Regions from separate parts of the Homo sapiens genome. Here region 2 is linked to region 1. The links are chromatin loops, found by intact Hi-C in ENCODE. Cell type or tissue: lower leg skin. All regions are shown on one strand. Links, peaks and the distances in the headings refer to the core of each region. The heading gives the core; the rest is flanking DNA. Region 1 has its middle 62 kb from the start of IRX6. Region 2 overlaps LOC105371269 (a long non-coding RNA gene).

What was found. Peaks named below come from ENCODE experiments on the same cell type or tissue, not always from the same donor. Only the 100,000 strongest peaks of a DNase experiment are listed, where the experiment ranks them.
Region 2: it touches region 1 in a loop (4-fold over the local background); 14 of 110 quality-filtered maps call a loop at or near these places.

The regions. Positions count from the first base shown.
Region 1 is chr16:55,254,603-55,270,325 of GRCh38, reverse strand. No RefSeq gene overlaps it. Among named protein-coding and RNA genes, the nearest start is that of IRX6, 62 kb to the left of the region's middle. In lower leg skin, for the core only: a CTCF peak has its summit at 12,139 (motif pointing right); DNase peaks (open chromatin) are centred at 10,755, 11,245 and 12,155.
Region 2 is chr16:53,539,978-53,554,207 of GRCh38, reverse strand. It overlaps LOC105371269 (a long non-coding RNA gene), which reads left to right. Exons shown (of 8, transcript XR_933588.4): 4 at 5,611-5,784; 5 at 5,886-5,942; 6 at 7,254-7,323; 7 at 8,520-8,724; 8 at 9,050-9,870. Among named protein-coding and RNA genes, the nearest start is that of AKTIP, 44 kb to the right of the region's middle. RefSeq lists a silencer at 7,055-7,234 and an enhancer at 6,792-7,293. In lower leg skin, for the core only: no CTCF peak of the experiment used is centred there; a DNase peak (open chromatin) is centred at 4,092.

The DNA.
Region 1 (15,723 bases), core at 7,724-15,723:
TCTGGCATCATCCAGTGCAGAGACCTGGCCTTGGCCACAGGAGGCCATCGGTGACTTCATGCAGCAGACCTATCTTCCTTTTTAGAGTTAGTGCCTATTCATCCTGCAGATTTCAATGGAATTACCATCCCCTTAGGAAGTTTTATTAACCCTCTGCCCTGCCCCACCCTGGGGATCTTAGTCAGGCTAAAATAGGTTATGCTGCAGTAACAAACAACCTCAAAATCTCAATGATTCATCACAGCTAAAGTTTATACTTCAATCATGCTGAGTTGCTTGTGGTCCAGGCAATTCTCCTGGGCTCTGTTCCTCCACGTGGTAACTCCAGGTTATTTCCACCTTGTGGCTGTACCTTCTCAACACATTTGCCTCAAAGGGGAATGAGAGGCTGGAGAATCATGGAGAGGTGTTTCAATGGTTCATGTATGCTCACATTTTATTCTCACATGACCCCAAAGGGCTGGGAAGTTAGTTTCCTGAAGGACCAGGCAGCAGAAGAGAATTGGTTGTGAGTGAACATTAGTCATGTCTTTCAAACTAAACCAGGTCTCTTTTTTTATTGCTCTCATATCTTCATGCACCTTATTTATAACAGTTTGTAATTGCATATTTGTGTGATTATATGATAAATGTCCATCCTTCCCCCAATCTCCATTAGAATGTAACTTCCATGAGGCAGAAACCATGTCTACATTTGCTTATTGTTGAATAAATGGGTGGGTGGAGGGATAAATGGATGAATGAATGAATAGATAAGTAAATGTGTAGATGGGTGAATGAATGCATGGATAGATGGATGGTTGGATGAATAAATGAATAGGTAAATGGTTAGATGGATGAATAAATGGATGGATAGATGGACAGATGGGTGGACAGGTAGATGGATAAATAGATAGATGGGTAGATGGATGGATGAATGGATAGATGAATAAATAAGTAAATGGATGGATGGATACATGGATAGGTGGATGGATAGGTGGCTGGATGGATGGGTGGATAGATACGTGGTTGGATGGATAGGTGGCTGGTTGAATGAATGGATAGATGGATGAATGGACAGATAGGTGGATAGGTAGGTGGAGGATGGATGGATGGTTGATAGATATATACGTAGATGGGTGGATGGATGGATGGAAGAATGGATAGGTAGATAGGTGTATGGATGGATGGGTGGCTGGAGGAATGAAAGGATAGTGAGCCCTTTGTATGAAAGATGACACATTCACAATTCATCATTCCTTAGATGTGTCTGTTGTTTTCTCCCAAGTTTCAGAACTAGTATAATCCTAATAAGAGTTAATTAACATTTCCTAGGGGATTAACATCTGAGACCTTTTCAGAGAATTAATTGCCATTTGGTGTTAAAGATGCAACCAAAATCCCCAGGAGAAGTTGTAATCTCAGAACTAAGGTCTCACTTCTTCACTCAGCCCCTGCCTTGCTGACATGCTGGTCCTGTTTGTGGCTGGGAAGGGCAATAGGAATGTGTGAAGCCACCACCAGGGAAATGCTACTCACCTCAACCATGCTACAGTAGCAATCCTTGGCTCATAATATCTGAGCATAGATGAGATCAGAGAGATAAGTGGCACATTTGGGACATCAGCAGGAAATGTGCTTCCCACTCTGAAAGAGTATGTGGCATTGAAATGGATCTGCTTTTGAGACAGCTGAGGAGGAGTCTGGGGTCCATTCCAGGGAGAGATGGCTTTGCAATATGTGGAGGGTGATCCTGAAGGAGGAAGGAGATGCTAATCCTTTGCAATCTCTTTTCCTCTCAAGACTGCAAATTCTTTTCAATATCACCTGCAGCTTCATTTAAATAACCCACTTGCCCCAGTAGCTCTGACACTTTGTGAGAAGTCACCATAAAGAAGGTTTACAATAGGTCACAATAATCGTGGTCTTGTTGATTGGTTGAACTGCTGAGGGCTGAGATTCTTCAGAGGCCATGTCCTGCATCCTCCCCGTTGTTAAACAAAATCTTATGATAAATGGAGTTTTCAGATGTGTTGGTCATTAGCAACATCACTACTATAGTCAAATTCTCCTCCATCTGAGCGCATGGTAGAGCTACATCTCCTCACCCCCTGCCAGTGTAGCCATTGACTTGCTTCAGCCAATGGGGTGTGAGCAGAAGTGACACATGTCACTTCTGGGCAGAAACTTTAAGAGCCAATGTGCAATTTAGTCTTTGCTTCTTTCCCCTGCCACACAGTTTGTAATGCTCCAGAAGCTCCAGCTGTGCAAATCCCTGAATGAGGAACTTGAGGGACATAACCCTCCAGCGGACCTGCAGTGGATATGCAGTGTGTGCAAAAACCATGTCTTTGTTGTGTTAAGGCACTGAGATTTTCAGCCATTTGCTACTGCAGCATTCCCTGCTCTATCCTGCCTGGTACATGTGATTATTTTAGAACAGAAGTTACAACATTGATTTAGGAGCTTGAATAGAACTAGGCCTCCAAGTGGACAACAGACATCCAGAGGAGGCGTTCTGGAGCTGGTGATGAGAGCAGAATCTCTGAAGCCAGACAGTCTCGAGTTTGAATTTCTGCTATGCCACTTAGAGGCTGAGTGATCTGGGACAAACTACTTAACATCTCTGGGCCTCATTTCCCCTTTCCAAAAAATGGGGACAGGACCCACTTCATAAGATTGTTGTAAGGGGTGAATTAGAAAATACAAAGGGCCTAGCAAAGTGCTTCCAGTTTAGTAAATATTCAATAAATGTTGATGCAGCCAGAGTGAAATGTATTTTACAAAGTTCATTGAGCATAAATGTCATTGCTTTGTTAAACAGCTCAATCTTTATTTTAAGGCAAGAGTTAGAAACCAGCCAATTTAGTGTTGTCCACTTTCCCTGGGGATAGGCTTTGTGCCAACAGGGTGCTAGGGGGACAAGGGTGGCCATCAGTAAGCTTGCTGGCATCTGGTAAGTCATTCTCGTTCTCATCTGGCCTCTGGTCACCTGTCTACACTGGTCACTACTGTGACCTTCCTTCCTAAGCAAGGCCTCCTCTATTTGTCAGCTCCCTGGGCTGCAGCTGGGCTGCTCAGAAGGTCTGAGAAGACTGCATCTGCCTCTTGTCTCTTCGCTGTTGGAAACCCTCCCCATAGAAGTAGAGGGAGCCATTGTCTTCGGCCACCACACGAGACCCTGTGAGGCTGTGTGTATCCTCTGGTCAGACCTACCCCTCTTTCTTCTACTCTTCCGCTATACTGGGTCGGGGGTCTTGCTCCTTCTGTGGGAACAGAGACCCTGGCATCTTCAGCTTTGGAATTCCTTAAACATATCTGCTTGGAAGTGGGATAGGTGAGTCAAGCTTCAATGTCCTTCACTCAGACCCCAGGGTATCTAAATGCTCTTTATTTCTTCAGATTATCCTTCACCACCAGGGGCTATTTATCTAACCTCAGGGACAGTAAATAGGGCGGCAGCTCATAAGCTCCTTTCCAAGGAGATTTTGAGGCCTGCGTTCCTGGCTCACCAATACTTTTCACCAGTTTTGTTTTCACATCTTTTTCTAGAGGGAATGGATGCCACATGGTGCAGCTGCCTAAAAGCTAAGAAGGGGTCATGGGGTAACAGGAAATACCAAGGAAAAATAATAATTGGTAAGCATTTAAAATCACCACCCTACATCATTAGCTATTACTGTAATTGTTATTACTATAATCATTACAGACATATTGAGTTATGGGTTCTTTTATTAATAACTTTACTCCTGCACCTTGAGCTCCCCAATCCAAATAATACCCATATAATTAAAGCTCAACTTTTTCCTTCCTGCCTCAAACAGTATTTCCTGACCTCCAGCCCAAACATTCCCCTCCTCTCATCTCCTATTTGATTACTATCTGTGATATATAGTAATATGTATTTTAAATGAGCTTTTCATGTGTATACATCTCCTTTTGCTTTTTTTTCTAGTTATCTATTTCTGCACACAACCTACCCCCAAAATTAGCACTTCAAGAAATCATTTTATTACATTTATGGAGTTTGTGGGTCAGTAATTGGGAAAAGGGATTGCTGAGATTGCTGGTCTCTGTGCCACAATGTCTGGGGTCTTTCTGGGAAGAACCCGAGGATGGTGGTGACTTGATGGCTGGGACAGGAATCATCTGGAGATGTCTTTACTCCTGTGTCTGGCATTTGACACCGACTACTGACAGGAAAATGTTCAGATGGCCTCTTCATGTGGACTGGGCTTCCTCCCATTATGGCAGCCACAGAAGTCTTACTATGGCATCTCAGGGCTCCAAAGGCAAATGCCCTAAGAGAACTAGGTAGAAGCTCTACTGTCTATTATGACTTAGTCTTGGATGTCACATATTACCACTTCTACTTTAAGTCTAGTATTCAAGAAGGAGAAACAGACCCCACCTCTCAGCAGAAAGAGTATTAATGACACACTATAAGATCAGTAATCTTTAAAAAAATACCTTTTGCCACTGGTCTAGGAACTCCCTCCAGGACAGTGACCATGACTTATTTCTCTTTGAACTTTTCCAGACCCATCACAGTACCTTAAAAGTAATACATGCTCAATAATATTTATTGGTTGATGAAATGGCCTGTGACGGAGCCAGCCACATAAATATCATACGTTAATACAATTGGAGTTGAATAGCATTATATCATTGACAAGTCACCCAGATATATGCATCATTCATATGTCATTTAAGTATCACAATAGCCCTGCCAAGGAGGCAAGGGTAGCCTCACCCATGAGCTCACTGGGGCCTCAGAAAAGTTAGACAATGTGTCTAATGTCAACACAGCTGGAGGGCAGATTTGAACCCAGGATTTACCTTCCAGTTCAGGACTTGTCCCCTCGCAGAGTGGGAGATACCCAGTTGAAACAAAGGTGGGAAAACAGGCAGGTAAATATGACTCCCTCCACGTGTGTCTCGAACTGTTCGGCAATCCCTAATCCAACATCTTCAGGCTGTTTCTCCTTCCTCCCGTGCCCCCTTGCCAGAAGGCTCAGTGAGGAAAGGCCTCCAAGTCTGGTGTCGAAAGCCAGGCTCCTGGTAACCAAAGATGGTTGGCAAATGGTCTTTGAACAAACTTGTCTCATGAAATGCTGGGTCGGTTTCACAAGTACATAAAATAACAACAGAATCAAAGACATAAACAAGAACAAGCCTGTAATCGTCACGCAGTTGGGCGGGCATCGGGGAAGGAAGGCAGCTTTGGATGCCCTTGCCCCTCCTGTTTTCTTTGCTGTAGATTCCAGTTCTCTGGCCATCTGTTCCTTGTTGTGGGTGGTTAAATGAAATGGGCTGCCAATACAAATAGCCCCACTTGAGGTTTGTTTGCATAAATTGTTTTGAAAGCTTCATGACGAATTTTCAGGATTACTTGCAGTGGTAGGGACCTTGGCGGAGGCGGAAATATAAATTTAGGTATGCCAGTTGGAATCTATTAATTTGTTTGCAGCCCATCACCTTAGCTCTACTGCTTAACTGGCTGTGTGACCTCGGGCAGATGAATTAAACTCTCTGGTCTTTAGTTTTTGCATCTATTCAATGGGAGATGATAGGCATAGTAGCTACCTTATGGAATTACACATATGAAACAAAATGATGCATATAAGGTGCTAAGCACAGGGACTCAAATGGGGTATGCACTCAATAAATAGAAGAAAATAGAGTCTTTTTCCAAAATGAGAGGAAGAACTGCTTCATTTGGTGTGCAGAGTCAGATAGCTGTGGGGTTGCACCCCAACTAGTTGACTTGCTCTTTAGGAAACAACTTTGGGAAAGTTTTTTTTTTCTCTCTCTCTGAGCCTCTTCAATTTGGAGAATGGGGGAAATAATGGATTATAACGACTACATGAAGCACCTTATATAGAAAACGAAGCACCATATCAAGCACCGACAATGAATGCCACTGTTATTTTCCACAATGGCCATGGCTGGGCTACTTCTGAAGGAGTTTGAGCCCCTTACTCTCTAGGTCTGGGATGGCACATCCATCTGTCTCCTGCATTTGCTCTGGTTGCTTGGTTGGAGATGTCTGGAGCAGCTTGTTCAGAAGAAGCTCTGCGGGCCTCATTGGGAAAGAGAGATTGGCACTTTCTGCCAGGAGTGAAGGGCGAGGAGTGAGGACACAAGAGCGTGTTTGACCCTAGACTCTAGCAAAAAGGCATTAAAACTGCTGCCTGCACATGGTCAGCTGGTAAAGAGAGAAGACACCCAGGGTGAAGGAGTGAGGTGGAATGAAGCCATAGCTTGGATTGTAATTCCACTGTGCTGCTGGCATCTCCAGGAACAGGCTGGGGAGGTTCCAGGAAAACAGTCTATTTTAGGTTGATTCTCTTAGAGCAAGAGAGAGACAGAGATGAGACAGAGACAGAGGAGAGAAAGAGAGAGAGAGCATGCAGAAGTATGAGACTAAGGAAGGCAGACAGAGAAGCAGATAGGAAACAGAGACAAAGAAAGGAAAATAGGGAAGAGGAAGAGACAAGGAGTGAGAAGACAGAGAAGAAAGAGCTAAAGTTGAAGAGAGACAGAAAAAGAGGAACACACAGAGAGACAAAGACACAGAGAAGGTGTGACAGAGACAGACACATATATGGACAGACACACACAAATGCAGAGACGGACAGACACACACAAATGCAGAGACAGCCATACAGAGGGAGAGAGAGACACACATATAGTGAGTGAAATAGGAGCACAGAGAGATAGGGTAGGAGAGATGGAGAGATAAACAGAGACGGAGAGAGGAAGGAGAAGAGGGAGAGTTCAGTGGCTGCCCATGGTTCCCAAAGCCGGATGCAGCAGGGAATGGAGTTCATTCAGCCTATGTGGGGATTTGGATCTTACACCCAGGGACCACCAGAAGTGGTAGTGGCCCTTGTCGCTTGGATACCAGCTGCCCATGAGTCCTCAGCCGGGCACGCCAGCAGGATCTTTTGGGCTTCCAGAAGCCGGACTCAGCTCTTTCATCTTCCAGCCCTGGGGTCCCATCCTATAATGCAGGCCAGGAGCTGCCCAGATGGAGTGAAGGCCAGAGCTTGTGGCCGTGCCAGTCCCAGCATTTGCACCGATGACAGTTAAATTGTCAGGGCCTCTGTTGTTCATTTACATCACAGCCTCGAGAGTCCTCTGACGACCTCCCCAAATGAAAGCCAGCTGCCCCCATCTCATCCATTGTGCATTTTGCTTCACTTCAGACTTCAGACGGTCTCCTGACTTTCAACTCAAACCTGCCGTCTGCCTTGACAAGCTGTAGTGCTTAATGATATTTTATTGCATGATTTCACCAAACCCTAGAGTTTTTCACTTATCTTAAGCTAATGGACTAAATCTGGACCCATTTGCTAAAACAAGCTCTCTTTTCACAAGGAGAAGAGTGGTTACACATAAATCAGGGTTTCAGGTAAAATATTAAGTTTCTATTGCATCTGAGCAACAGGCTGTACTTCTATGTGACTGGTACGGCAGCCGTCACAAGGCAGGTTTGAAACTTGTTTTCCTACTGGGAGGGAGGCACAGCAAGCTGTTTGGTTCACTGCCCCCAGTCACTTGATAAATGTTTGTTGAGCTTCTACTATATGTAAGTCCTTGAGGGATATGCGATTAAAAAGCATGCCCCCAAAGAGATTACATTCTGGTAAGGGATATACACACACACACATGCACACACACACATACACACATATATACACATGTACATAAAGATATACATCTTTAGATAAATATACACATACATGATACAAACACATGCATGTAATAGAAATATACATACTTAGATATACACGCATACATATATACACATACATGTAAATATATACATACTTATATACACACATATACATACATTCACATGCACATATATACATACTTAGATACATGCCCCCAAACATATATACACATACATGTAAATATATACACATATATATGCGCATATACATATATACAATGCAAATATACATACTTAGATATATAAACACACATACGTATATACACATACATGTAATTATACATATTTATATATACACATATACATATATACACATACATATAAACATATACTTTAGACATAAACACATATATACACATGCACATATATACACATTTGTACACACACATGTACACATGCACATAAATTATAAATACTTATATGTACACACATATATGCACACACTCACATATACATATTTAGATATACATGCACAAAAATATATATATGCTTACTTATATACACACAAACACATATACACATGCACATAAATATATATACATACTTATATATGTACAAACATATGTACACATGCACATATATACACATTTGTACACACAAATACACATGCATATAAATATATAAATACATACTTAGATATATACACACACCTATATACACATACACATAAGTATATATACACACACACACTTAGAGATATATACGCACATATGTACATATATACACACTTGCATACACACATATATACACATGCACATAAATATATGTATACATACTTATATACACACATACATATGTACACTTGCACATACGTATATGTATTTATACACAGACACACATACATATATATCTGCATAATTTGAAGTAGAAAAAACTCAGTGCTTCAATGGAGGAGGAGTGGGCACAGTTCTGGGGATACTCCCTGGAAAGTGAGTGCACTCTCAGGTCAGTGGAATAGGTGGCTTTGAGGGTGAAGTTTCAAATTCGGGTAGGACTTAGAGCAGCAGCTTTCAACCAGAGATGATTTTGCCTCCTATGGGACCTTTGGCAATGCCTGGAGACATTTCTGGTTGTCACAACTAGGAGGAGAAAAAGTCAGCGATGCAGCTAAACATTCTCCAATGCACGGGACATGTCTTCATAACAAAGAATGATCTGTTCTAAAATGTCAACAGTGCTGCTCTAAAGAAATCTTGCTTTAGTTCAGGGGTGTCCAATCTTTTGGCTTTCCTGGGCCACATTGGAAGAAGAAGAATTGTCTTGGGCAACACATAAAATACACTGACATTAATGATAGTTGATGAGCTAAAAATAATTGCAAAAAAATCTCATAATGTTTTAAGAAAGGTTATGAAATTGTGTTGGGCCATATTCAAAGCCATCCTGGGCCACATGTGGCCTAGAGGCCACATGTTGGACAACCTTGCTTTAGATGGAGGGACATGGGTGTGGTGGGATATAAGATCCAGATGGCCAGGTGGCCAGGTATAGTTGTGCAGGTTGTATACTGACCAACCCCACTGGGTGCTAGTCACATTGCCTCTGATGGAGATGAGCCTCCTGGAGTTGTGCAGTGCAACAACCCTGCAGGTAGATGGAAAAGCATGAGCAAAGCTCAAAGGCAGGACAATTTGTGTTAGCTTTGGCTGGAGCATAGGGGACTTGGAGGGGGTTGAAAAAGAGTGAAAAGTTGGGCTTAGGTTTAGGACCTAGGACTTTGTTCTATAAGCAGTGAGGGACTATTGAAAGCTTTGGAGCAGGGGATGGAAAGGTCTGAATTGCTTTGGAAAGACCTGGTGGGCAGCAATTGTAGTGTAGACTAATGCCATCATGGTGGAGAGAGCTGAAGGAGGAGAGAGACTGTGAGAAGGGAAGACAGTAGGACAAACACTATGTGCCCTGTGGGATTGGAAGAGATGCATCTGGGGTCAGACATTGTGTGGAGGTGAATTAATGGGGCGAGAAGGGAATTTAGGATATCCGTGCAATCAGGGCCACCATCTCCAGGCCCTTCTTGAATCAGTCCCAAGTGGACATCCTCCCATTTGCTTTATCTCAAAACTGAGCACTCTCATCTTTCACTTGCTCACTGTGCCCTGAGGCCCTATTTTTGTATCATGTAACAAAGAGTTGTTCTCTAACATGGTAATTATTTTTCTTTGATGGTGACAATGAGATCCAGAGAAAAGGAAAGAAGAATGGACTTGAAACCCTCCTGAGGCTCTAATGATGGTGATTCTGCAAGGCTGAGAGCAGAGATTTACATATTTGCTGTCAAGGTGAAGGTACCACAACGTGGATGCCATCTGGCAGGCACCTGGGTGGCTGACACGCAACATCAAGTGCAGTATCATGAAAATTAGCCAAGCTGGGCCCTGGTACTTCATTGCTACCTGGTGTGACGGTGGACACCCAACATCCACACCCTGGCTCCCAGTCTCCCCACCTTTAAAATGGATTTGATCTCCAGATTGCTACGTTTGTGTCCATATGTAATGGACAAAAGTGGTGATGGACTAACAAATTACGGGATGAGGATCTGCAGGCTTTATTTACTACTAAAATGTTTATTTCATGTGTTGATTATCTGCAGCATCGCCACCTTGCAGTTAGTCACTGGAGTCCTCTCAGAATAGGAACCCACCACTGCTCCCGAGTAAGCCGGTGACCTGCAGCTAAAAAATTAATCCTTTCGTGTCTCAGTTTTCTGATCTTTACATCAGTGATGATAGCAGTGCCACCTTGTAGAGTTCTTGTGAAAATTAAATGAGTTAATGAACTTAAAGTGCCTAAACAGTAGCTGGCAGAAAGTAAATGCTCAATAAATGTTAGGTATTTTGACCATAATCGTCATTTTTTTCTCATTGGCCTCTTTTTTCTCTTCTTATGCCTTAGGATTTGAGAGATGTCCCTTAAACACCAACTGGTGTGTTCTGTGTAAAAGACACTCAACAGGCCGGGTGCAGTGGCTCACGCCTGTAATCCCAGCGCTTTGAGAGGCCGAGGCAGGCAGATCACTTGAGACCAGGAGTTCGAGATCAGCCTGGCCAACATGGCAAAACCTTGTCTCTACTAAAAAATACAAAGATTAGTCGGGTGTGGTGGCTTATGCCTGTAGTTCCAGCTACTTGGGAGGCTGAGGCATGAGAATCGCTTGAACCTGGGAGGCGGAGGTTGTGGTGAGCCAAGACTGTGCCACTGCATTCCAGCCTGGGTGACAGAGTGAGAATTTGTCTCAAAAAAAAAATAAAATAAAATAAAATAAATAAATAAATAAATAAATAAAGGCACTCAACAGGGTAGACATAGGAAGTAATCCTGGTCTGGCTTGGCCTGGCTTAGCCTCTGGAGGCGGCTGTTTTTCCACCTGGTAAATTGATGATTTTCATTGCGTATTTTCTCTGAGTGTTTGTTAACTCCAGGGCAGTCTTTTGGAGTTAGTTTGTCATTGACTTGAACCCACCAGAGAAGAGTTGACCTCTCATTCTGCATCTGGCATTCAGGGTACGGCGCCAGGACTCAATCAACAAAGAGTGGAAATAGCCATTGGCCGTTGAGGACCCGCCAGGCCTTGGCATGCCAGAGGGAATGTCTTTTTTGGTTATGCCCGGTAAGTACAACAAACTAAAAGAGAAAAAATAAATAAATTTGGACAAAGCGATCTCAATTCATGTGTTTTGAAGAAACCTGGAATAACTTAGAGAAGAGAGATGACAAATATATGTTTCCGGAAAATATTAGCTGAAACTGCAACCACCGTTGTAAACATTTGCCGTCCTCCTGCAGAGGAGGGAGCACGCCACCTCATCTTGTTGCATTTAAGTCCATATATAATGGATAAAAGTGCTGATGGACTAACCAATTATGGGGTGAGGATCTGCAGATTTTATTTACTATGAAAACGTGTATTTTATCGGTTGGTTATTTAAATAAATGGCTGGAATACAAATCAACTGACAAAAACCATCGTTCCTCTCAAGGATGAAATATTTGAATTCATTATTCAAAGGCTTTTGGAAGCCTCTGGATGACTGAGTGGATTTGTCACCAGTCTTGTTGATCGCTGATAGAAGTTCCTGACATGGGGTTTAGGGTTGCTTTCTGGTAAGATTCCAGGGGCAGCCTTTTGGAGTTAGTGTGTCATTGAATCGGACCTGTCAGAAAAGAGTTGGCCTCTCATTCTGCATCTGGCAATTTGGGGTATGGCACAGGGTAAGAGCCTGCTGTGGTGGGGCCCTCTGCCAGGTACTTTTGTCTTCTGTATCTCATTTAAATCACACAGGACAGGCTCCTCTGCCTCAAAACTGGCCCCCTCTTGGCGAATCTTGTCAGCATTCACATGGCAATATAATACCAGAATTCACCCTGGGAACCCTTCTGAACAGGCCTTCCTCCAGCCAAGCCTTGTGTGGCCCCACCCTGGGTCCATGAGCAGACACGGCCACAGGGTGTCGCTGTCCCACTGGGCTGGGCCACGCTGAGCATTTATCTGGCTGTTAAAAAACCCCGTCTCTTAAAGAAAACAGTGCAACACGCAGTTGCGTAGCTACTCAGACAGGCCTTAATTATAATGCAAACCTTGTCAAAAAGATGATGTTTACTGTAGGAGGCATTTTACAGGACTAACTTTCACATGCTAGATTCAGTTTTCAACAAAATAAAAAAGAGAAGAAAAAGAAAAGAAAAGCAAGAGAGAAATCAAATGAGCCTTCTCAACACTTGATACCTCACGTTGTGATATTTTGATATGTTATGTGGTTGTGTTGCGGGATGATGAATGTCAGAATGAAGTTTTTTCTTCTTTTTCTTTTTCTTCCTTTTTTCTCTTTTCCTTCCTTTTTTTCTTTTTTCCTTCTGGCAGCTTTGTTTTTTTTCTTCTTCCAAGAGCTACAAAAAAAATGTTTTTCAAATGAACACAGGCAAGGATATGTCACCCAGTGATGGATAGCTCACTCCGGCTCAGCTTTTGATAATTAAGTTCTACTCTTCACAGACGAAGGCCATTCTGCCAAATCTAAAATACCCCAGAAAATGTAAAATTAGAACCTTATGAGAAAAAAGATTAAAAGAGCTAAATATATATGTATGTAGTTTGGTTAGGTGGTGATTGGCATGGGGTGGGGTGCGGAGAAGGGATTGATTTGATAACTGCCTACAAATCTGCACAGAGACACATGGCAAGGAAGAAGGGGGATATTTACACAGGGAGACAAGGTCAGATTAAGAGTAATTAAATGACCTAAATAATAATAACAGCAATAATAATAATAATAAAGAACATTTACGACAAATATCACACAATCGTGACTGACAAGAGCTAGCACTTAACTAAGGTAGAGCCGCCTAAGGGACACAATAGACACTTGAACCCTTAAGACATTTCCTATGCATCTTCCCTATGCACAGGCAGGTAATACTCTACAGAGACTGAAAATCCCTCTTGGTTTCCCAGAGGTTGGGCAAGCTTTCTTAAAGCTCTGAATTCTGCATCTACAAATCTTACATTAAGAGCCCTGAGGTTACACAGCATTAAATACAATTTGCTAACTGAAATGCTCAACTGGTTCTAAATCATAAGCTGGGGAGTCCATGGGGCTGCTCCGGAAACCTCCCGTGAAGTCCCAGCCAAGGTCAAGGAGATCCCGATACTTGCATGCGGCAGTGTCTCTCGATCTCTCATTGCTTGGAGGCCACCATCTTGTTTTGCTGCATTTGCCACTCACCTACCACGCGCAGGCTGCACTGGTGGAAAATCCGGCCCTGAAACCCGCCTGTCGTTTCACCATGGATCACCACCACCGACCACAACAAGCACCAGGGATTGCTCAGTGATTTATTAGAAGAGACTGCAAAAGATACTTTAAAAGCAAATTCTCTTACCCCCGTGTAATGTACCACGGCAGGGAGGAAAGGCCAATAACCCATGTGGCCATTACATTCTTGGCACCCTCTTAGTTGGCTCACTCAAGTGGGCAGGAGCCGGGTTTCATAAACCGTTCCTATCTTGAGGACTCCTGGCGTTCATTTGATCGCCCTGAAAGCTGGATCCTTATCTGCTGCAGTAATTTATCTTTTTGGAAGGAGAAAGCAGCGGCAAAGACAGATGCAGTTGATAAATACACTATTTTCCAGCGTACAATCAGTCTCAGTTAAATGTTAAAGGGCTGCCTTTTTGCTGTGAAACTGATATTTCGAAGTGCCCCAACTGGGGTGCGTTCTCCCCGCCCCCACCTCTGTCTGCCCAGGAGACACTTAAGGAGCCCAGTGAGAAATTTCTCAAGCCTGTAGGGAGGATGAGGGGGATAAAGAGGAAAGAGAGAATGACCAGGTCAGGCCTAATTGGTATTTCTTCTTTGCCAAGAAGCCCATAGATTGTGTTTCTGATTTTTTTTTTTTTTTTTTGCCTCCTATTGCAAGCTGGCCTTAAGGGCTGGCTGGTCTGACCCTGGGCTCAAGGGGACTGAGATAGCTTAAACCTGCTTTCTGTCAGAACTCCCTCCCCACTGAGATGGCGTGGTGGGAACCCAGAGATAAAAAAACGGGAACTGACTTCTTCCATGGAGCAGGAAAACAACCAGGAGGAAAGGAAGACTTCCTGCTCCTCTCTGTCAGCCGATAAGCCTAATTGGCTGGGTCTGCCTGCTGCACATTGATTATGTCTCCTAATAAAGCACTATTGATTGGCACGTGGTGCAGCCGGCGCCAGCATGGGCAGTATTCCCGCCCCTACTATTTCTCCAGCAACCTTTTTCTGTGCTCCGCTTCTTAGCATTATAAATTGGGGTCAACAGTGAGTCCACCTGTCTCAGAGACCTCAGAACAACTTTCTGACCACTCCAGAATCCGGTATGTTACCCCTTTTGGGCAGAAAAGGTGCCTTGGAAGAGCTGAATTGCTAATGTTATTCTGAGCATGGTTTATGTTTTAAATAAACCTCAGAATTAATTTAAGTGCTGCTCAGAGGCCCCAAGCCCATGTAGCCTGGCTGGGAGGGAAGATTCATGAAGTCTGGGCTGGCTCTGGATTGAGATGGGAGAGCAGAGCCAGGCTGTCCAGAACCATAGAACATTATGGTTACAGCTGAATGAATCCAGCTACGTCATGTTACTACCCGGCGACTTCATTCTTTCATGGGTAAAATGGAGATAATAATAGTACTTACCAAAAAGGATGTTGCAAGAACTAATTTTACCCCCCCATATAAAGCTTAGAACAATACTTGGTCCAAAGCTAGTGCTGCTCAATGAATCTTAGCAAATATTAGGATGCTGTTTCCTATTTTCATCCATGTCACTCCTTAAATCATACCCAGGTGTATTGAGGCACTAAGCATTGAAAACATGATGCTGAGAGGACTGGGCTGTAGAGAAACTTCCTTCTATGATGTAAGATAATTCTGAAAGCAATATGGCAGCACTTGGTCAACTTTAGCATATGTATAATCAAGCCTCAGTCATTCTGCCCCTGTGTATATGCCCCAAGGAAATTCCCACGCAAGTCCATGGTGAAGGGCTATCAAGAGGAAATTCATTGTGTTCTACTTTCTGGTGGTGGGAACTTGGAGAAAGTCCAGGGATTTACCACTGGGAAAACTGAAAACATTCACCATGGAGAACTGTGAAGCAGATAGAAGCAACAGACTAGGTGTATGGACAGCATTGGGGCTAGAGCTTCAATGCATGGTATTAGGTTAAAAAAGTAAGAAATATAATGAGATAGGTAACTCGATGCCACTTATGTAGACTAAATATTCATGCAAACAAAAAATACAGATTTTGTAAGGATACATGCAACAATCATGAAGATACACATTAGAAGAGTTGCCTATGGGGGAGGAGGGAAATGGGAGTTAATGGGAATAATCAGATAACCAAACATGTACAGTGAAGGAGGTCTTGCCCAGACCAATGATGGCAAGGTATCATGAACAGAGAATAAAATTAACTCAACTTCTTACCCCTGAGGTCCAAAAAGAAGGCCCCTTATCACTACATGTTACTAAA
Region 2 (14,230 bases), core at 1-8,000, 1.7 Mb after region 1:
CTTGAAATCTGTTGAAACAGAAAAGTTTTATTGAGGAGGAAAAGCAAATTCCAAACCTGAGTTCCAAGTACCCTTTGCTTGGATGAAGAGGAGCAAAAGAGCATTAGTGAGCCTGAAGCTGCACCTCGGCCCCATCACACCACCCAGACTGAGAAACAAACAGGACAGGGCACTGTCAAACATGCTCATGGAAGGCTGCCTGTGTGCACACGACCAGACTTCCTGGCAAATCCCAGGGCCCGCATCTGCCAAAAGCCACTGGGTAGTCAGTCGTGGTGGTATTCATCAAACTCTGCGATGCAAAAGTCATCCCAGTGATCACCTCATCCCCACCTCACCTCCAGATCACACCAAACCTACCTAAAGCCATCTTAGATATGTAGCCATCTCTCTCCCCTTAAGATCCAAAAGGAGTCAACTTTCTTCATTCTTCTTTACGTTTGTTTCTTTAGAGACAGTCTCACTCTGTCGCCCAAGCTAGAGTGCAGTGGCACCGTCATAGCTCACTGCAGCCTCAAACTCTAACCCTTCAGCCCTCCAATCTTGGAGCACTCAAGTGATCCTCTTGCCTCAGCCTCCTGAATAGCTAAGATGACAGGCAGGCACCACCATGCCCTGCTAAATTTTTTAATTATTACTTTTTGTAGAGATGGTCTTACCATGTTGCCCCAGCTGGTCTTAAACTCCTGGCCTCAAGGGATGCACCTGCCTCAGTCTCCCAAAGCTCTGGTATTACAGGCTCAAGCCACTGTGCCCTGCCTTATTCGTTACTCTCAGTAAGCTGTCCTGATAGGAAGTTCTCCATAACTGACCTACGTGCTTTTTAGGATGGACAGAAATAGAAAGCGCATTTCTAGAGCTTGCATTTCAATATTTTAATCAAAGTTGCCACAAATAGTGGCCCTCACTGGCCCTAACCACCTGTTTATTAGTTTCTTATTGCTGCCATAACAAGTTACTCCAAACTTGGTGGCTTAAAAGAGCCCACATTCATGATCTCGCAGTCCTGTAGGTCGGAATGCTGTTTGGGCTTGCCTGGCTTCTCGGCTTAGGGTTCCCCAGTGCCAAAAGCGAGGTGTTGGCCAGCCTGGGTTCTTAACTGGAGACTCTGGGAAGAAGCCGCCTCCGTGCTCACTCAGGTTGCTGGCAGATTTCAGCTCCTTGCCAGTGTAGGGCTGGGGTCCCGTCTCCTTGCTGGTGGTCAGCTGGCGGGGGCGGGTGGGGGACTCTCAGCTCCTTAAGACCATCTGCCTGCCTTGTCCCATTGCCAGGTGGGCTGAACTTGGCTCAACTCCCATGGGAGACACTGGTGTATGGGAGGCCACAGACTGAGCCAGGCCCATTCCCTGCCCTCAAGCAGCTAAAAGAGAGGGCAAGATGAAGAGAGCAATGGATGGAGGAGGCACCCACAAACTCTGATTTTTTAAAGCACAAGTTTCCTCTTTCCACAAGTCAACTTAATTTAAAGCACATGCCCTCATTCCCTTTCTCTCTGGTTGTTCTGAAGATTTTTTGAGGGCTTACCAGATGCGAGCTCTGGGAACTGGGGCATAGCTGGTCCCAATCATTATCTGTCTGTGACGAAATCAGCTGAGAGAGTTCCGCTCCCACCCTGTCGTCAGTCCCCATGGGTTCCGATGGCAGCACTCTTGGTTCCTCTCCAGGAACCTCTTTTGAGTTTGTATCAGTTTGAACCATACATAGCATGAGATAGTTTACAAGGAAGTGATCCCCCAAACGAGCAGGGGTGTGAGACAGAGAAGGGAAGGAAGAGCCGGCAGAGAGAGTGTTATTCAGCAAGTTACCTGTGGCCAGCTGAGCATAATCTCTTGGGGGAGCTCTGGAAAACACTGCAGAGCGTGCGTGCATCTCAGAGTTATCCCACAAGAGGAGTGAGAGAGCTGGGGTATTTATACACCAACTCCCACCGGTCATTGGATTAGGGCCGTTGTTCCATCAATTTCTCAACACTTTGCCCTGCCACATGCTTGGGCAGGGCCGGCCCTGGCAACTAGAGAAACCTCTCTGGCAGACAGACCTGGGTGCTGGCAGCTGATGTCAAGCCAGCCAGCAAGGAGAAATCACAGCCCCAGGGCCATGGGGGCTGGTGGGACCTCCTGCCTCTACTACAAGGCCTGACTCTGTGTCCCTGAGTCCCTCTGTGCCAGCATGGGAGATGGAAACTCTGTGAAGCTAAGGCCTTTTTTACCCAGACCCATCCGGTAGCTGGGTTGCCTCGAGACTCTGTTCACCTCTCCAAGCCCTACCCAGGAAGCAAGACTCCAGAGCTTGCTACTCAGATCCAACAAAGTTGTCTGGGAATCAGTGGTTTCCCAACCCAGTGCCCCCAGGTTTAGGTCTGTGGGGCATGTACAGGGCACCTTCTCCAGGACCCAGCAGCATCTGCACTCCTATCCTCTTCAACTCACCCTCTGCCCTCCTCCTAGCCAGCCCAAGGATGTGAAGACATCCTCTTTCTTTTCTTTTCTCTTCCTTTTCTTTTCTTTCTTTTTTTTTTTTTTTTTTTTTTTTGAGATAGGGTCTCACTCTGTTGCCTCGGCTAGAGCGCACTGGTGTGATCTCAGCTCACTACAACCTCTGCCTCCCGGGTTCAAGCAATTCTCCAGTCTCAGCCTCCCCAGTAACTGGGATTACAGGTGTACGGCACCATGCCCAGTTAATTTTTGTATTTTTAGTAGAGACAGGGTTTCACCATGTTGGCCAGGCTGGTCTTGAACTCCTGACCTCAAGCGATCTGCCTGCCTCGGCCTCCCAAAGTGCTGGAATTATAGGCGTGAGCCACTGCACCAGGCCCGACATCCTCTTTCAAGGCACACAGTCACCTAAAGCTATATGGAGTCACTTTGGCAGCTCCAAGGCCAGGGAAGAGAAGACTTTGTCCATGGTATAAATTCCTTGCTCCCTTCTCTTGTAACAGTGAGCCTCGCAAGAATGCGCTGAGTGAACGGGAAAGACTGCAGTGCAGAAGGACATATGGGGAAACCTTCAAATCGTCATTTCATCACCCAGATGTGCACCCAAGTAATCAGAATCCAAGGCGAATCTAGAATGCCATCAAGTGCCATCACAAAGTCCTTCCATAGGAGAGAGAAAGAAATTCCCACCGGAGGCAAGCAAAGAGGGCTGCTTGAAGGAGGCAGGGGCATGTAACCTGGCCTCGGGAGATGAGTAAAATCTCAGCTGGTGGAGGAGGAATGGGACCCGAGGCATGAAGCATCAGGGTAGCTTGGGTCGGCCTCATCTCCCCAGCCTGGGATTGGGGAAGGCAGAAGGGAGATCTATACCCTAGAACCTCAACCAAGGAGGTTGGACTTCCCCAGAATGAGGGCAGGGAGGAAGCTGTGGAATATTTTGGAGGAAGGAGTGACACGATGAGATGCCGCAGGCCAGTGGGGAGTCATGCAGAGACACATGTAGAAACGGCCTTTGTCTCAAGACTCTGGCTACAGGGCTGTGTGTGTGGAGGAGGGGGGAAGAGAAGAGGGAGGAGACGGGGAAGAAAGAAGTGAGGGAGGTTGGGGTGGTGCAGAAAGAGGAGAGATGGAGCAGGAAGGGGGAGAAAGAACAGATGTGGGGAGACAGTGGAGTTTGCGCCCGCCCAGCTCGCAGAGGCCCCCGTTTGTGGGTGTGAAAACCCATCCTGAACTTCTCTGGCCCAGGAAGTCTGGAGAGCCCCAGGCGCCTTGCTTGTGAGTGGCTTTTGTGAAAAGAAGGCAAGAGAATGGGAGGAAAAGTTGGATTCAGGTCTGATTTTTCTAAACAAAGTCACCAGCTGAGGCAGGACTGACAGCCCCGGGATGCCCTCAAGCAGAGAAATTGTCAGAGAAGAAGGTGAGAGGAGGTGATAATTGCTGGGAGAATGAAAGCTGAAGCCACCCCAGCGAGTCTCTTGGCTTCTCCAAGCCCAGTCAGCGTCAGAGAAAATAGAGGTCTGAGTTTTCTGGTTGTTCACACTCAGAAACTAAAGCCAGAAAAGTTCCAAACATCTGGCTTTTACAGCACAAAACCCCCAACGCACGTGCTGGGATCGTATTTAGTAATGTTATGGCTCCATCTACAGCCGGAGGAAGGATCATCACTGCTAGATTTCGCCGTGAGCAAGAATCCGGCCTTTGAGCTGCGCAGACTCATTGCAATTAACGCTAATAAAGCTCGTTCCTGTATCTGTGCTGTTTATTCAACACAGACTTGGAACCACACTGGAAGTTATTTATTTCAGACTGTGTCTACAACAGCAGCTGTTCAGAATATACTAGCATCCTTTTAGCCAAAATTGGTTTGGAATTTCTATTTTAAACCACTGTTTGTTATGAATTGAGTTAAATGTCTTTTTTTTTTTTAACACATTTTCCCTATTTTAACAATGGAAAAAATAAAAGCCCTTAAAATACTAAGATTGCATTTTCTTTCATTCATTCAACAGCTAATTAGCACCTACTGCGTGTCTGGCTCTGTGTTAAGTGCAATAATTAAGTCAGATCTGAATGCATCCTATTATTTACTCATCAGAGGGTATTTTTGCTACTTGTCCTTTATGTCTGGAACATTTCCACAGGAATAGTGAGAGAGGAAGAACCGAGACAACCTGTGAATATAGTGTTTGGGACAAGTTAGAAACACAAGGAACATAGAATCTTTTCATGACAAAGTGGAAGCTGGAAGTCAGTCCCATAAAGGCCAGTAAGATTTTTATCCTGTTCTATTATTTTTTTCCTACTCAGAAGTGGAATTAGTTTTTTCCTACTTAAAAAGTTACCAGCTGAAGTCAGGTGCGGTAATCCCAGCATTTTCGGGGATCGAGGTGGGCAGATTGCTTGCACCCAGTAGTTCAAGACCTTCCTGGGCAACATCGGGAGAGCCCCATCTCTACAAAAATACAAAAATTAGCCATGTGTGGTGGCGCACACCTGTAGTCCCAACTACTTGGGAGGCTGAGGTGGGCGGATCGCTTGAGCCTGGGAGGTTGAGGCTGCAGTGAGCCAAGATCACACCACTGCACCAACAGCCTGGGTGCAGTGGCTCATGCCTGTAATCCCAACACTTTGGGAGGTTTGGGTGGGAGGATCCCTTTAGCCCAGGAGTTTGAGATCAGCCCAGGCAACATAGTAAGACCCTGTCTCTACCAAAAAATATTTTTAAATAGCTGGGTGTGATGGCACATGCCTGTAGTCCCAGCTATTTGGGAGGCTGAGGCGGAAGGATTGCTTGAGCCCAGGAGTTCAAGATTGTAGTGAGCTATGATCACACCACTGCACTCCAGCCTGGGCAACAGAGCAAGACCCTGTCGCTGAAAATAAATAAATAATATTTGCTTTGTGCAGAAAATTTGGAAAACAAGACAAAAAGGAATTTAAAAATCTCAGTTATAATCCTATCAACCAAAGATGACCACTGTTAACTTTACATGGTACTATAATTTTCATTAACCCATAGGAGAGGAACTTTCTTTCATGTCACTGCATATTCCTCTATATGATTTTGAATGGCTACAGAGTATTCTTTCATATGAGCATACCATAATTTACTTATGCCACACATGATTACTGACTTTTAACAATGATAAGGTTTGTACTGATGACATTTCTTAAGATACACTCTTAGCTCTGGAACTTCTGGATCAAAGAGGGCATGTACCTTCAAGGCCTCTGAGACATATATCAAGTTGCCATCCAGGGTCAACCTCCTAGAATTTAACATCGCATCTGAAACCAAAATCTAACTTCAGGAGCCCAGAGCATTCACAGTTCCAGAAAGAGTGTGATGGTAAGTGGTGATCCTTGGTGTTCGGGAAGCTTTGCAGGGCATCCCAGCTGGAGGTAGTCAAAGTTATCAGAATGGTTTTTGATAAATTCTTTACCTTGTAGATGATTTAGACTGGAGTGCCTCCAGGAAAGCAGGAAGCAAGACATGTTTTTAACCTGGTAAGTATTTAGTCAATAGAGCATTACCAAGGGCTCAGGAGATTAAGAAAGACAGGATTATTTTAATGTATCTTCATCACCCAAACCTCACCACTTGTCATGGTTAATATCACCCCTGGCTTATTTTTCCTGTTCCCACATTCTGTCCACAGTTTGTGCCCACAGATACTTTGCCCTTTCCTCTCCTCCATGTCTTATAAGGTGAAGCTGGGTTCCTCTGAGGTCACAGAGCTGTGGTAACTACATCCAGTGGGTGTTAGAAAAAACCCTGGCCCCTCTCAGATGTGAGATGTGGTCTAAGGACTCAATACACTGACTTAGGGAAGACTTGAGCTTTTTTCTTTGGAACTGAAACATTTTCCATATGTTTATATAGAGTTGTGGCAACAACTCAAGGGATATGAAAAGCAGATTTTACAAGAGTATGATTGCACAGCAAAAGTCAGTTTTGGGTTAATTTTGGAAAGAGAAGCTTTGATTTTACTGTGTGCCTAGTAGACAATGTCCCATCAGTCACACACAAAGGAAGAATGTCGGCAGAGAATCCCATAAAGTTAGCACCTAATGTAACTAGCGTTATTGGAAGTTGAGGCAGAGACAAGGGCTGCCCAAGGTCATGGTCACGGTAAGAGGTGGGTGTAAGCTGCCTTTCTGCCTACTGGCTCAGTGATCATTTTAAAAGAGGGTGACTTAACTACAGAAGTAAAATGTGACTGCCTTAGTTGTTAGAGAGCAAGAAGACACTCAACTGCATAAGGGGAACCAGCAGCAGGGCTCCTACTAGAGGCTGGAGTCTCTTGGGAAGAAACAATTTCCCACCATGTGTTCCCTTGCGTGCTTGGCCATGGTAAGGCAGAACATGGAGGGTGAAATCAGACCTCAATCTTTTCTCTGATTCATCTTTCTGCAGGCAAACACCTCTCAGGAGAAGGAGACAAATTGTTGACTTGAAACCCAGTTTTCCTGCCCTGGCAGTAACTGCGCAGAGTGGGGGAGGGTGGACATAACCCTGGGGCCTCTCTGTTTGTATTGAATGTTCTCATCACCCTGACATCCTTGCAGTTTCCCTTTAATGCACGTGTGTCATGCTGAGAGTGCAAATGACTGTCTTGGGAGTTCTGTTTTTCCTACTTGTCCCCGCCTTCCCTGTGTGTCTGGGGCCCATGGATGTTCAATGGGACAGGGGCTAAAGTGGCCGCCAGGGGACAGAGTTGCTCACCTGCATAGCACCTTCCCTCCACCCTCCATGCACTGATGGATGGAACTTCTCATGGGTTTTTGGTCCACCGCACTCTATTTTTTTTGTTCCAGGGTTAAAAACATGGAGAAAGCTTGAGGCAGGGAGGATCTCCTTACTGCAGATAAAAAACCCAAGGCAGAGGTAATCAATACCTCATTCTTTAATAGCTCACAGTGGGACCCTTGAGCACACCAGACAACACAGCAAAGATCATAATTATGCTGATAGAAGTAACTTACAGGGTCAGATGCCTCCTGTCTGTCCATCTCTTAACCATATGATCTTTTACTTTATGTGGCAATGAAATAAAATATTTTGAGGCTGGCATTTCAGTCGGTCCAAGTTACAAATACAGCTGAGCACTTTTCTAAGCCATTATTTCCCCAGCTGGAAGTGAAAGTTAATAATTTTGCCCCAACTCTCAAACCCCATCACCACTTGCTTCTCAGGGATGCAGTGACAAGACAAGAGATATTTGCAATATTTGCAGTGTTTTCCAGACTTTTCTGATGCCAAGAAGCACCTGGGAAACTTGTCCAAATACAGACTTCCAGCCTAAACCCTGGTCTTACTGAATAAGTAATTGTAGGATGGGCCTGGGCATCTGTAGTTTTATTTATTTATTTTGAGATGGAGTTTCGCTCTTGTTGGCCAGCCTGGAATGCAGTGGCACAATCTCGGCTTGCTGCAACCTCTGCCTCCCAGGTTCAAGTGATTCTCCTGCCTCAGCCTCCCGAGTAGCTGGGATTACAGGCACCCGCCACGACGCCCAGCTAATTTTTTGTATTTTTTAGTAGAGATGGGGTTTCATCATGTTGGCCAGGCTGGTCTCGAACTCCTGACCTCAGGCGATTCACCCGCCTCGGCCTCCCAAAGTACTGGGATTACAGGTGTAAGCCAGCATGCCGGCTGGGCATCTATAGTTTTATAAGGCTCCCAGCTGATTCTTATGATTGGGTGATCATTGGCAAGTTTGGGAAATGTTAAGTTAATCACCATGAAATCCTTCAATGCTTCAGAAGATGTCAAGCTCTGAACACTTAAAGAAGCATTTATTGCCATTCTTATTGCAGGCCAGGATTGCCAGTTTAGCTAATAAAAATATAGGATGTCCACTTAAATTTGTATTTCAGATAAACAAGGAATGATGTTTATTTTTAGTATATCCCATGCAATATTTGGGATATACAAAAAATATATTTTTATCTGGTGACCCTGTCGGATGCTTTGCACTCCATTTATTTTATTCTATGGGAGAGCTAGGAGAAAAGTATAATCCTTAGAGGAAGAAAGTGTGCCATGGTAGAAGTGTGCACATCTTAGATTCCCCTCCGCAGGCTGCTCAGCTCCTCATTCTTTTCATGTGGCCACCACTCGCCTGCTTGCCAGGAAGAGGAAGCTCGGCAGCCGGCTCTTCATCATGCCGACAAAAAACGCTGCTGTTACTGAAGAAGACAAAGAAACCACTTTTAAAGATAAAAAGAGGTTTTGAAGCATTACTTCGCATTCTGCTTGTTCGGATCTCATGAGACAGTGAAGCAGGTATGCCATTCATTTGCCAATGCATTTGCTGATTTCAAAATAACTTAAGTATTTCTAAGCTATACACCAGGGGTGTCCAATCTTTGGCTTCCCTGGGCCACATTGGAAGAAGAATTGTCTTGGGCCACACATAAAATACACTAACACTAACAATAGTTGATAAGCTAAAAAAAGAAAAGAAAGAAAGAAAAAAAATTGCAAAAAAAGTCTCATAATGTTTTAAGAAAGTTTACAAATTTCTTTTGGGCTGCATTCAAAGCCATCCTGTGCCACAGGTTGGACAAGCTTGCTATACACATTTTTTTCCTCTGGCAAAATTTTCCAGGCCACTCAGTCCCATGGTGTGGATGCTGCCTCTGTCCAATGATACCTGACACCAGATCAAGGGTTCTTCCCAGTATAGACACCTCTCAGTTGGAAAGGGTTACAATCATCCCAATTTGGAAATCCCATCATCAATTGTAAAACAGACCTCCCCAAGGTGAGAAGGGGCGGGGGAATGTAGAGCTGAATATGAAAATCTGAAGGACTGCATGGTCTAAGAATGAAATGTTTTCTAAATAAAATTAAGCTACACGGTGGAAATTGAGGAGAAAGTCCTTAAGGTGACTTTTAAATGAAAATGAAATGTCTGTTAGTAAGTTACAGAGGTGCAATGATACCAAGTGGCAGGCTTGTGTCTTGTTAATTTCAAACATAGATTTTTATGTGAGGCTATTTGATTATAATTTGATTATCTGACCCTGTAATTAAAGTTTATTGCCAATTTGGAAGCTTACATGTAAAATGAACTGGTTTTCTTCAAAGCAATATACAATCTTTTGGACTCATTGACTTCTGGTTTTGCATTTAAATGGAAAAGTCAGTTATAACGTGACAAACAGGTTGGGGTTTTGATCATTAATCCTGCTAAAGCAATATTCATAAATTCAATTCTGAATCAGTTGGAATACTTTTCTTTTATTAGTTTCTGTGTTATTAAATGAGATTGTTTCTGACTAATATATTTCTGGACTCAAACTGTAGCTCCAAGCTGTTATTCAAATCAAATAACATGCCCCTTACTTGTGCCTCGCACTAATAAATGCCAACTTGTGATACATTTGCAAGAGACTGTCAGCAATATTAAAGGAGGCAATAATGGCATGGAGGTCTCAAAGTGAGCTGATTTTTCTAATGGCTGATATTCGTCGTTTTTCTTACACACACACCCCAGATATTCGAACCTTTTAGTCTTAAACCCAAAAGTATGCTTTGATTCACATACACATAATTCGCTGGCACTTTAATGACTAAGACATTGGAGTTAGATAACTCATAACTTTAGGATCCTCAGTGAGAGATCCTAAAGTTTGAAGCTGCTCTGCCGATTTCAGAGCAGAATCAAAGTTATAATTAGAAAGACAACTGCTGCTTAATTTGGGAAAGGAGATGGGTCCTTCTTTTCAATATTTGGGTGGGATGGAGAGGTTACATTGCTTTTTTTTTTTTTTTTTTTTTTTGAGGCAGAGTCTCGTTCTGTTGCCCAGGCTGGAATGCAGTGGTGCGATCTCGGCCCACTGCAACCTTCACCTCCCGGGTTCAAGCAATTCTCCTGCCTCAGCCTCCCAAGTAGCTGGGATTACAGGCATGTGCCACCATGCCTGGCTAATTTTTTTGTATTTTTCGTAGAGACAGGGTTTTACCATGTTGGACAGGCTGGTCTCGAACTCCTGACCTCAAGTGATCTGCCCACCTTGGCCTCCCAAAGCACTGGGATTACAGGCATGAACCACTGCACCTGACACGTTGCTTTTAAGTTAGAAAAACTATTCACAGATCACCTTTGGCTTCCCAGAGCAAAAAGGGGTCTCAGAGACCTTTCGCAGCCCTTTTACAGATAAAGAAACTGAGGCCCAGAGAGACATCAGCTGCTCAGTTACACAGCGAGTCAGGGGCAACTCCTGAATAGGAACTCTCTCTTAACACTCCCTGTAATATTTCCCTGACACTTTTCCCACCAAGCAGCCCACAACAAGCTCATAAATGTTCGTGGAAACTTAGCAGAGGCCCAGTTCCACCACTCTGCCTGTCCGACCTCCAACAAATCACCTGAACACCAGAAGCCTCCGCCCCACAGTGTGGGTCACACCTGCCCTTCCTCCCTGTTCAAGAAGTCAATGAGACCTGATACCTAAACTTCAAGGGGCAGGTCGCTAATAATATCTAACTTTTTTTTTTTTTTTTTTTTTGAGACAGAGTCTCACTCTGTTGCCCAGGCTGGAGTGCAGTGGCGTGATCTCAGCTCACTGCAACCTCCACGTCCTGGGTTCAAGCGATTCTCCTGCCTCGACCTCCCGAGTAGCTGGGATTACAGGCACCTGCCACCACACCCAGCTAATTTTTTGTATTTTTAGTAGAGATGGAGTTTCACCATGTTGGCTAAGCTGGTCTCAAACTCCTGACCTCGTGATCCACCCGCCTCGGCCTCCCAAAGTGCTGGGATTACAGGCGTGAGCCAATACGCCCGGCTAATATCTTTTAAATTTTCATGTGCTTTATTGAGGTATGATTGGCAGACAATACACTGTGAATATTTAAGCATGATATCTTTCCTAAATAATCATAGTAGCATTGAAGTTTTCGTGTGTGGGGCAATGTTTCCCTGAATACCTATATTTGAGCCTTGGAGATTATCCTCCAGACTGAAATGTTGGTTGTTGTTCTGTCTTCCTCTGTCCCGAGAGCCCACACATTTTCCAACTCTTCTCTTGATGGATTCGGGTTGGGTGTTGCTAGATTTCTGTCTTATCACACAAACAGTATGAGCAGGAATTGTCTCTCCTGTCCCAGAAGGAAATAGTTCCAACTTATTCACAAAATTCCAGTCTCCGGGTTACAAGAAAACTTTGAATCCGTCCCCTGCTCACACCTCCCGCCTTCCCACAACACCTGCCAAATACTCTCCGCACCCAGCCCTCCAGCTTGGATCCTAGGCTTGAGCGCCTCTGAGTGACCCAGGCAGGAAATGCGTCCCGGTGCTGTGTCAGCAGCTGCCAGGTGCGGGGCGCGGCCCGCGCGGATGCTGACCCCGTGGCGCCGAAGCAGGTGCTGCCCATTCTTGTTAACACCGTGAAGCAGGTGCCCCTTCTGAGCATTTCCTTCAAGATGGCCGAGACCTCTCCAAGGTGATCGGCATCGTCCCACCTTCTGCTCGAGCTGTCTTTCAAGGCCGGTGTTATCCCTGCTTACAAGTGAGGCTGGGATTGCTGGTTCGTGGCTGATCTTCCTCCATCCCTCTTGCCCTGCAAGTTTATCTTACGAACCAAGGTAAGAAGGGATTCTAGGGACAAGGCAGGGCAAAAGCTGGAGGCGGTGTGTGTGAAGGTGGAAGGGGCAGGGAGATTATGGATTTGGGATGTTGGTGAGCCTGATTCCATTTCAGCGGGATACCCCACACGCCAGGGGTTTTTGTTGGATTTTGCCACCGGAAGGTCCGATTCCACTCCTCCCTTTCAGTAGGTAACTAAAGAGCCAGGTATGGCTGGCCCCGAGGCTGTGGTGGAAACAGGCAAGGTCAGGAGGTGAGTGGTCCCCGGTCTTCAGAGTTTGTCCATGAAGACAAGCCACCTATCATGCATGGTACCTGCTGGGAGGCAGGTGTTGACACCGCTGTGGATGCTAATGTTGCTGCCTGGTCAAGGGGAGACCTCAGACTCAGGCTGGCCACCTTCCCAGCCAATTGCATGTGTGGCAGGTATCGACCCCCACGGGTGGCTAAACAGGCGTGACATCCTTCACGCCAGGCCTGGAGGTTCAGAGGAGGTTATCACACGTGTTGCAAGATGATGGGTCCATGCTGCGGCTTCTTGTTTTTCTGAGAGAACAGAGGTGACTGGGCCTCCCAGGGTCTGAGCCGGGCTGCTTACCGACACCCCCAGGGGAGCTCTTACAAACTATCAGCAGCACGCAAGCCTTTCTCTGCTATGCTGGCAAATCGCCCTTGTGTGTGGTGTCCATGACTTTGAGGCTTAGCAAATATGTACCGCCTACACACAATTCTGTCTACATCACAGAAAACTTTATGTGACTGTATAATCTTCCTTTGGAAAAACAGATATAACTTATGTACTACAAAATCCACCATTTTAAAGCATACTACAATTCAGTGGGTTTTAGTATATTCAGAAGGTCGTGCCACCATCACCACTAATTCCAGAATATTTTCATCACCCTCAAAATACATCCCGCCTTTGGAATGGAGATCAGGGTCAAGGTAGACACTTCCCTGTATGCATGGGTGATGATGATAGTGGTATCAGTAGCTATTAATATCATTGAGCACTTACTGTATACCGGCCACTGTGCTGAATGCTTTACATATGCCTGTTCATACGTATGCCTGTTCATGCAATATGAATACATATTTCACTCAGTCTTGTTACATACCAAATAGGTGAGCAATGTTGGTATCCTCACTTTATTAAGAGAACGGAGGCACAGAGATCGAGAGAGAAGCCTGCATCCATGGGGTTTGATCCCAGGAGATGCGTACTGACTCTATGGGTCTCTCCGCTGACTTTATGGGTCTGTTCCCTGTAGAGTTTAGAAAGATCTCCCTATGCCTAGAGAGGCCCATTGTAGCTGGCTTTTCTTTTTTCCAGTTTATTAGTTTGTTTGTTTTTTTAAAGATTGTGATTAAAATGTATATAACATAAGACTTATCATTTCGATCTTTTTAAGTGTACAATTATGTGGCATTAAGCAGTGATATGGTTTGATCTGTGTCCCCGCCCAAATCTCATGTCAAATTGTAATCCCCAATGTTGGAGGAGGGGCCTGGTGGGAAGTTATCGGATCTTGGGGGCTGATCTCCCCCTTGCTGTTCTTGTGATAGTGAGTGAGTTCTTACACAATCTAGTTGTTTAAAAGTGTGTAGTACCTCCACCTTCATTCTCTTTCTCCTTGCCTGGCTGTGTAGGACGTGCCTGCTTCCCTTCGCCTTCTGCCAGGATTGTAAGTTTCCTGAGGCCTCCCCAGCCATGCTTCCTGTACAGCCTGTGGAACTGTGAGTCAATTAAACCTCTTTCCTTTATAAATTACCCAGTCTCAGGTTTCTTTATAGCAAAGCAAGAAGGGACCCATACAAGCACATTTACAATTTCATGTAAGTATCACCACTACCCATTTCCAGAGCTTTTTCTTTTTATTTATTTATTTATTTATTTATTTATTTATTTTATTTATTTATTTTTTTAATTGATCATTCTTGGGTGTTTCTCGCAGAGGGGGATTTGGCAGGGTCATAGGACAATAGTGGAGGGAAGGTCAGCAGATAAACAAGTGAACAAAGGTCTCTGGTTTTCCTAGGCAGAGGACCCTGCGGCCTTCCGCAGTGTTTGTGTCCCTGGGTACTCGAGATTAGGGAGTGGTGATGACTCTTAACGAGCATGCTGCCTTCAAGCATCTGTTTAACAAAGCACATCTTGCACCACCCTTAATCCATTTAACCCTGAGTGGACAGAGC